Linked DNA regions of Homo sapiens: region 1 is linked to region 2. The links are chromatin loops, found by intact Hi-C in ENCODE. Cell type or tissue: HCT116. All regions are shown on one strand.

Evidence for each region. A loop is a pair of places that touch in the nucleus more often than their neighbours do. Peaks named below come from ENCODE experiments on the same cell type or tissue, not always from the same donor. Only the 100,000 strongest peaks of a DNase experiment are listed, where the experiment ranks them.
Region 1: it touches region 2 in a loop (2.1-fold over the local background); 20 of 110 quality-filtered maps call a loop at or near these places.

What each region holds. Positions count from the first base shown.
Region 1 is chr1:197,691,199-197,696,198 of GRCh38, forward strand. All of the region lies in intron 3 of DENND1B (DENN domain containing 1B), which reads right to left. Among named protein-coding and RNA genes, the nearest start is that of DENND1B, 82 kb to the right of the region's middle. In HCT116, no CTCF peak of the experiment used is centred here; a DNase peak (open chromatin) is centred at 1,947.
Region 2 is chr1:197,867,078-197,872,077 of GRCh38, forward strand. No RefSeq gene overlaps it. Among named protein-coding and RNA genes, the nearest start is that of C1orf53, 33 kb to the right of the region's middle. In HCT116, a CTCF peak has its summit at 2,043; a DNase peak (open chromatin) is centred at 2,024.

The sequences.
Region 1 (5,000 bases), 180 kb before region 2:
ACCATACATATGATAAAGGGTTACTATCCAAAGCATATAAGGAACTCCTATAACTTAACAGCAAAAAAAAAAAAAAAGACCTGATCAAAAATTGATCAAAGGACTTAAACAGACATTTCTCCAAAGAAGTCATACGAATGGCTAAGAGTTATATGAAAACATGCTCAACATCACTAATTATGAAGGAAATGCAAATCACAGTTGGATATCATTTCACACCTGTGAGAATGCCCATTATCAACAACCAAATAAACAAACAAACAAAGATAAGTGTTGGAGAGAGTGTAGAAAATTGGCACCCTTGTATACTGTTGGTGGGAATATCAAATGCTACAGCAGCTATGGAAAACAGTTTCCCAAAAAATTAAAAATAGAACTACCACATGATCCAGCATTCCCACTCCTGGGTATTTATCCAAAATAACTGAAATCAGGATCATAAAGGGATATTTGCTCTTCCATGTTCTCTGTAGCATTACTCAGAATAGCAAAGATGTGGAAACATCCTACATGTCCATCAACAGATGAATGGATAGTGAAAATGTGTTATATACATACAATGGAAAATTACTCAGCCTTAAAAAAAGAAAGAAAATCCTGTCATTTGCCACAACATGAATGAATCTGGAGAACATTACACTAAGTGAAATAAGCCAGTCTCAAAAAGACAAATACTGCATGATTCCACTTAAATGAGACATCAAAAATAGTCAAACTCACAGAAGCAGAAAGTAGAATGCTGGTTGCCAGCCAGGGTCCGTGAGTAGAGAGAAATGGCAAGTTGCTGTTCAACAGGTACAAAGTTCAGTTATATAACATGAATAAGTTCTAGAGGTCTGATATACAACACTGTGCTTATAGTTAACAATACTGTACCATAAACTTAACAATTTGTTTATAGAGTAGATCTCATGTATCTGTGCCTCCACAATAAAAAAAAAAAAATCTCAAATCCATTCCCTTTCCCACTTTCTCTTTAAGCTTTCTCTAGTTGAGGTTCTCAACAGTTCTACTAAACAATTACCGTAGCCTTCTAACTAGTCTCTATGTCTCCAACAGGCTCCTTTTATCCAATTCAAAGCACCTAAATCTAAAGTTACCTCTTTAAAATATAGATGTGATGTGGAAGCCTCCTAAATATATACCATTTTATGGTTATTTCCTATTAGTCAATGCCAAAGCAGTTAGCATAGTATACAAAGTTCTTCATAATCTGACCAAACTACCTTTGTAGCCTCAGTATCAAGTTCCATAAATCCCACACTCCAACCACATGAAATTAGCAGTTATTTGAACAAGTTCTTGTGCTTAATTTAATATTTTGTTACTTCTTCCATTCCCTATGGCTCAAATTGGAGTTATCTGATGTTAATCTTCCTCCTTAATGCCCCATATCCTATAAATAATAACTCCACAGACAATCATGTAAAACTTCAGACTATTACAATTTGCAATGCAAAACATATTAAATAATCCTAGCTGGTTATATCAAAAGGAGGAAGTGAAATATATTGTTTACCTCTTAAAAACCAAAATATTTACAAGGGTCATAGGGTATGATTATCAAATTATATTTTTCAGTATGGATTTAAAGACATAGGTTGGGGCCTATAAAAGCAGTTGTTCTTGGAGATTCTTTTCTTTCCCTAAACTTTGCCTGGTAAGTTCATCCACAGAAGTAAATTCCATACCATCATCCTCTTCCTGAACTCCAGTCAGAGGTTTCCTTCTACTTAGAAGATATTCCTATTAGAATACCTGGCACATCCAAAATTAAAAACATCATCTTCCCTCAAAATATGATCCTCTTACCATATGCCTTATTTTTACATTTTCATGCTAACTTTTCCCTAATCTAACCTTTTGCAAACTTTAGAATCAGGGAACAACCTTTCCTTTATTAACACATCAATAACTAGTTAAAACCACATGAACTCTGTGTCTGCATTTTACAAAAATGACCACTAGATTGCATTGTTGTCTGGTCAAATAGGCTAAGGATATAGCTGTATGTTACCACTTAGTACTAATTCACCAAGATAAGCTGCAATATTGTCACTTATCTAGAAAAATAAACATAAGTAAACATGTGACTGTGTGTTTAAATAATTGTTAAAAGGTAACAAAATAATTCATACTTTAAATAAAACATTCACCATCACAGTTAGTTAAAATGCTTAAATTTAACAACCATGAAGTTAATTTTTGAAATTAGGTTCATTTAAAGGTGCCCAAATATTAAGCAAATATTGTATACTACTTAAAATATTTTTATGAAATATCATACCTAACATTATGTCTTTAAGATTTAAAATGTCTAAATATGTAAAGGTCTATTAAAATGCACATAATTTATCTGAATCAAAATGAAAATATATCTAATAAGTAATACCATTCATCTGGACTCTTTTAGCTGTCTCTTAATATACAAATGCATTCCTTTTCTCCAAAACATGGCAGCTGGGAATGAAAGATTTCAAATTATCATTTTCACATCATATTCCATCATCTTTTCATCAGTTTCTCCTAGCTTTTCTTTGAGCTCCATTCTTTTACAAGAGGTCTCTTTTTAGATCAGTCCATATTTCCATAATCCACACTGCTGTTTCCTCCTCTTCTCCCCAGGGTAGAATAACCCCCACATCCAGAACTATGGCCTACAACTGTCATTAAGCCTTATAACAATAACAAGATAACAAAAGATCGGGTGGAGAAGAGGCTAGCTGGTAACATATGTTGATCAAGTTCAATATTTTCAGCTAGTACACAATAATTTTAAACTTAAAAATTTTAATAATGAAGTACCTTCATACCTACTTCTTATCCTAAAGTGTATTTCAGGCTTAAATTTTAAATATTAATAAGTAACCTGACAATACTTCCTTTAAATCGTTTATCTATTAATAATGTGAAAGGGGGAAGGAAAAATAGAAATCACACCAAAGAGAAAGGTGAGATGGCAATTCATGGATAATTATTCATTTTATAACCCACTCAACTTAGCCTTATTTTGCTAAAAAAAAATTAGAAAAATTCCCCTAAAAGTCATTTTAAAGCAATATACAGTTATAATAAACAAAATTATTTCAAAGTAACATATTTTATGAGTTAATAATGAGTTTATGCCAATTTTGCAAGACTTTATTTTCTACCGAGTAACATTTTAAATGCTACTCTTGTTGTTTCCATTATTTGTTTCACTTCACAGTTAACTAACTTTAACTTCTTTTCAAACTAAAGATAAATTTGAAATGCAAAACTTTGAACTAGAAGAGAGATTTTCATGTCATGTTATATTTATGTTTTTTCTCCCGACTTCAGGAGAATTGCTTCTAATTCATCAGCCTATGTTAGGTAACCTTGAAAAAATAATTTCTCCACTCTATTTCTCTCAAAGATTCAGAACTCTTTATAGAACTAAATTCCAGTTTCACTTTTGACAAATGTTTACAGCTTAATAAAGAGTAAGCTTTTGGGAAACCAGATTTATTTCTTTCAATCAGAATCATTTATCATTATTTAATTTCTATAGATTGCTGCATAACATCAGACCTTCCAGGTCTGGCTTGAATCATTTATATAGTTAGAATGTAAATTTCACTGCCATAAAAATAGATATAAAAACCTCACCTCTAAGAACTCATTAAAGTAAAAATCTGTTCACCCTTCAACAGAAAAATAAGGTCATTTGTACAGGGGTTTTCAAATACAATTTTATTATCTAAAATGTACGCAAAAATATTCTTTTCAATGGGAGTCTGCTAGATGAAATATTCCAGCAAATACTTCAACTATAAAGCAAAGTTCATAAAATATCACTATGTTTTTCCAAATTAGTTTCCCTGTTTGCATTAAAATTTTAAAATTTTAGCAGTAGAGAATATAAAATAAGCATGCAGGTAAAATAAGAATGTGATTATGTTTTGCCTTGAGCTTCCTAAACTGCGCCTGCTAAAGAAATAAAAATCTAGTCTACATAAGATAGATAGATACAAAGATATGTTTATGATGATGATTTTAGATTTACTTTTATACATTTTTCCACGTTTGCCCCTTATAATGTTTCGTTCTGATTCATCTTTTTTAGTCATAAGAATATACCAATAGTATATTGGTATAGTGGTTATACCACTATAGTGGTTGTATGTACAAAGAAGCCGATAGGAAATAATTGCTATTTTAGCATTACTGAAATATATAACTAATAAAATTTTTGGAATATGAAACCAAGTAAACAGCCATAATATAATTATAATTATCTTACATTTACCCATCATCTCTACAAAATTTATAAATTTTTATTTAATTAAACATTAAGAAATCAATTTGTTTTAGAAATACGAGTTTATATATAATATTCACAGGGTTAGAAAAAGGAGTTTATATATAACATTTATAGGGAATTTACTATTACATATCAAAAATTGGTTCAAGACATTTCATTCTTTACATTTGAAAAAACAATAGTTGATATAGAATGCAATGAAATTATTTCTGTCTCATGTAATTGACTGGTAGTTAAAAATGACAGAATCAAGCCCAAACAACCAAAAAATATCCAATTTTTAGAAATCCACGATCATTTAAATATTTATTTTCAGAGTATTAGAATTTAATAAATTATTTCTGAATAATTTATATCTTCTTTATGATGATGCAAGAAGCAAAATTATAGAATACTCAATGTGTCTCAATTTCAAATAATGAAAAACTAATCATTCCTACCAAATACCTTTTAAATAATACAAAATTTTTTAAATTATGAATGTATAAAAAAATTGTTTACTAATAAAACAGGCATTCTTCCTAAACTATGCAGACCTTAACTCCTACCTGCATCCTTTTTTTATTCAATAATGACCCATCCTTTTTATATTCAATAATGACCCATTAGTCATTATTAAATATAAAAACAAAACTGTATATAGTACTGAGTAGACTGGATTTAATGTCAGCTAAGTAGCTGGCTGCCTGCCATTCATTCCTATGAAGATGCAGCT
Region 2 (5,000 bases):
AGGAAGGAAGGAAGGAACAAGGGAGGGAGGGGGGGAGGAAGGAAGGGAAGAAGGCATTTGGTTTTTGTGTTCTTTCTGAACAGCATGATCTAGGAAGCTCTATGTCACTAGAAATGGCAGAACTTTACCGTATAAGAGTTGGAGGGCCTGTATTCTACTTAAAAATAGTTTTTTACAAAATATTTTTAGAGTTTGAGGTGAAAAAGGGAAAAAAAATGAACTGCTTTTTGTATCACTTTCAGACTTGTAAAACATTTTGACTGGTAATATGTTTCCATTTTCACAAAAATACTTTATTTTTTTGAGGTGAAGTGGGAATGAAAAAGCATAAGGAAGAAAGTTATAGAGGAGGCAGAAGAAAAAGGAATAATGATAAGCACAGGAAGGGAGAGTGGGATTATTTTTCTCAAGAAATTTGCATTGTGCCAGAAATTTCAGAAGGAATCAAGTCTCCAGCCTTAAGACATAAAACATTAATGGGAAAGATTAACATAATACCATTATATTTTCAAAGTCCCAGTCAAATCCATCAGTGAAATGCATGTTCCTATTGTGCATGTATTATAATAGGTACATTTTTGTAATTATTAAGTTCTTTAAATAAAATTATTTCCTTCTACTTTTTCATTCCAAAAAATTTCATTTATTGCATGTAAAAAAATGCAAAAACATATATAGAAAACACTGATTCTCTTTTAGCCCCAACACTGAGGTAACCCAGGTCATCGACCTGGTGACCACCCTCACTTCTCCCTTTACATATAAAAGCATGCAAAGGCAATTTGAAGTTTTTGTTTGTTTGTTTGCTGTTTCAAACATCAAATATACCATAAATATTATGCTGGAACTTACTTTATTCACTTAGCAGTACATCACGGACCTCTCATGTCAATAGATAGAAATCTAAATCATTTTTTTAAACAGTCACTTAATAATATTCCATTGTAAGAGCTTACCGCATTTAAATATTGCCCTATTAATAGATAATTATATTGTTTCCATATTTTTACTACCACAATTAATGCCACAATAGAGGTTTCTTAATGTGGCCTTAAATAATGATATGCATATATGTATATATATGTATATATGTATATATGTGTACATATATGTATGTGTGTATATATGTATGTGTGTATACATGTATGTATATACACATATATACATATATATACACACATATAGGAAAGCCATTTAAAAGTGGAGTTGGCAGGTCAAAGAGAATATATATTTAAAATTATAATAGACATTGACAGCTTTCTTTCCAAAATGTTTGCAATTTATATTCCCACTAACAATATATTACAGTGTCCATTTTCCCATTTATGTCTTATCAACAATGAATATTATAACACTTTTTAATTTTTGCCATCAGATAGGAAAGATTGTAAATTATCAAAAGAACCGTTCTGCAGTGTTTTCCTCAAATTGAATTCACAGTCTATCTGTTTAGGTCTCTGGCATCTATAGCTGGTTTGCTTCATAAGGTCAGCATGTAGACTGGACTTAAGCAGTGGTTTTCTTTGCCGTACTCTGAGGTCCCAGATTGACTACAGGAGACTGTATCATTGGAATTGAACTACCAAAAAAAAAAGCATGTTATATAGGTTAATACCACCAATTGTCATATATGAAAGATACCTTGATATTCACTGGAAACAAAATAATAGAAACACAAATCTGAGGGGTTGAAGGAGCTATCCAATGCTTAAATCTTAACTATGAAATCTCTACCAATTTATTATTTCACCTCTGCTTAAATTCCTCTAATGATGGAAAACATACAAAAGCAGACAGCCTATTCCATAATAATAAAGCTAACTTTTATTGAACGTTTATTCTGTACCAGACAGAATTGTAAGTGCCCGGCAGGAAGTATCTCATTTAATCCTCACAAAAACCCAATGGGGGAGGATTTACTACTATACCTATTTCACAGAATAAACCAAGGCACAGATCACACAACAGGCGAGTGGTTGTATTGGATTTGAAGTCAACGGGAAGCCGTACTCAACCTCTACACCCTACTGCCTCCCAGAGGCAGGTTTAGAAAACTGTGAATGCTAACTCTCTATACAAAGCCCAACATTTCTTCCTGTAGCTTTGTTGCATTGCTCTTACTTCTACTGTGCTGGTTTCCAAGAATTCTCTTTAAACCTTTGCATACGAAAATACTACCAATATTTGCAAATAGCGATGAGATTATCTATTTGTCTTTAATTCTAGAAATAAAAGTGTGTTTAATGGAAGCCAAAGAAAAATCAGCTCATAGAATCCACCCAATGGCAAGAGAGAGAAAAGATAAGTGACCAAATCTCTTACTTATTGCAGACACCAAATCAAGCTAGCTATGAGTCTTTATAGGAAATAGGGCTAAAAATTTCAGGAGGAGGAACCAAGTCTCTAGTCTTAAGACATAAAACACTAATGGGCAAGATTAACATAAAACCATTATATTTCCAAAGTCCCAGTCAAATCCATCAGTGAAATGCATGTTCCTAAAAGGACTTCCAAGAATACCTCAAATACCAAAGGATTAAGGTCCTTTAGTAGTACAATGACAAATGAGAGTACAGCACTTATAAGAGACAAGTTTAATAATGTTCCAGTTAGAGGAATTCAAAGATAATGGAGGGTACAATCATAAAATTAAAACAACCAAAATTTCCACATTTATCACAAGAGAATGGATTCCGTAGAAACACAAATAGAAAACAAACAAAACTAGACGGCATAAATCAGCATAATAGAAGTAAAGTGTGCCTGTGATGAACATCTGGTATGTCAGTCAAAGATTCAGCAAGAATACACTAATGTAAGGCTGACCTTACATATGTAAGGACTCTCTCTCTCTCTCCCTCTTTCTCTCTCTCTCTTTATCAACATATGCTTTTTGCTCTTAAAATACCTCATATTTTCCATTTATAATCTCTTTAGTCACAGAACTATTTCTCCTCACTTTTTTTCTCTATCCTTTGCACTCTCAGAAAAGAGAATAAAATTAGCATTTTTCTTAAAATCCAGGCCACATTAACATTATAGCTCTTTTATTTTGCTAAATTAATTTGTACATATGTGAGGTCAAGAGCTCATGGAGTTTTATTCCTGCAACTGCCTTGCATTTTTTCACTACTTATTTTTCAATGCATTCATCATCACTTCTTTACATTCAAGATAACAGCCTAACCTGTATTGCAGTCTTGCATTGCAATAATTTAGAACTAAACACTAAACATTCCTTCCAAACACTAAAATAAAAACTACAAAGGAGGAGCTTTGTTAGGTGATTATGGACTTTGTGTGTGTGTATTCCATTTATCTGTAATTTGTAAAAAAATTTATATATTTATAAAAATTTGGTTTTATTTATTTTTAAGTAGTGGACTCTTAAGATAATTGTTAAATCTATCTGAATATCCCTTTTATTGGTTTGCTTTCAACTTGGTTATTAATTATTAATTGAATAAATTGAAGACAATTTAACCAGATACTATCACTTTGGAGATTTTGAAATATTTTGTTTTCTAAATTTAAGTGAAGTAAATAAGCTTTTTAAAAATATGGACTTTAATGAAAAATAATATATGTATTTTCAACTTCTGAACCACTATGCTACAGATAAAACATAACCATTGATGTATCTATTTATTTCATAACTTTTAAACAATTGTTTTGTAGAACATATAATAGAGAATTGGCTAGCTTGAGACAAACATTTTAAATATACTTACAGAATAACTTTTTTCCTCTTTGCATCAGAGAATGTTAAGGTTAAAAAGACTTACAATTTTCAAAAGTTGTGCTATTCTTATTACTTGGAATCCTTTTTGTCAAGTCTTTTACCTATTCTTCTATTGGCTGTCAGGATTTTACTTAATGCTTTGTAAAAAAAATTAATGTATACTTTGGAAAACTTGCCATATTTACTAAAGCTGATGTATTAGTTAATTTTCATGCTACTGATAACTGGGAAGAAAAAGAGGTTTAATTGGACTTACAGTTCCACATGGCTGGGGAGGCCTCAGAATCATGGCGGGAGGCAAAAGGCACTTTTTACATGGTGGCAGCAAGACAAAAATGAGAAAGATGCAAAAGCAGAAACCCCTGATAAAACCATCAGATCTCATGAGACTTATTCACTACCATGAGAACAGTATGGGGGAAGCCACCCCCATGATTCAAATTATCTCCCACTCAGTCCCTCCTGTAACGTGGGAATTATGGGAGTACAACTCAAGATGAGATTTGGGTGGGGACACGGAGCCAAACCATATCATTCTGCCCCTGGCCCCTTCAAATCTCACGTCCTCACATTTCAAAACCAAGCACGCCTTCCCAACAGTCCCCCAAAGTCTTAACTCATTTCAGCATTAAGCCAAAAGTCCACAGTCCAAAGTCTTATCTGAGACAAGACAAGTCCCTTCTGCCTATGAACTTGTAAAATCAAAAGCAAACTAATTACTTCCTAGATACAATGGGGATACAGGCATTGGGTAAATACAGCCATTCCAAAGGGGAGAAATTGGCCAAAACATAGGGGTTATAGGGCCCATGCAAGTCCAAAATCCTGCAGGGCAGTCAAATTTTAAAGCTCCAGAATGAATCTCCTTTGACTCCAGGTCTCACATCCAGGTCATGCTAATGCAAGACCATGTTCCCATGGTCTTGGGCAGCTCCACCTCTGTGGTTTTTCAGGGTACAGCCTCCCTCTTGGCTGCTTTCACAGGCTGGTGTTGAGTGTCTGTGGCTTTTCCAGGCGCACAGTGCAAGCTGTCAGTGGATCTACCATTCTGGGGTCTGGAGGACGGTGACCCTCTTCTCACAGCTCCACTAGGCAGTGTCCCAGTAGGGACTCTGTGTGGGGGCTCCAACCCCACATTTGCCTTCCACACTGCCCTAGTGGAGGTTTTCCATGAGAGCCTCACCCCTGCAGCAAAATTCTGCCTGGGGCATCCAGGCGTTTCCATACATCTTCTGAAATCTAGGTGGGGGTCCCCAAA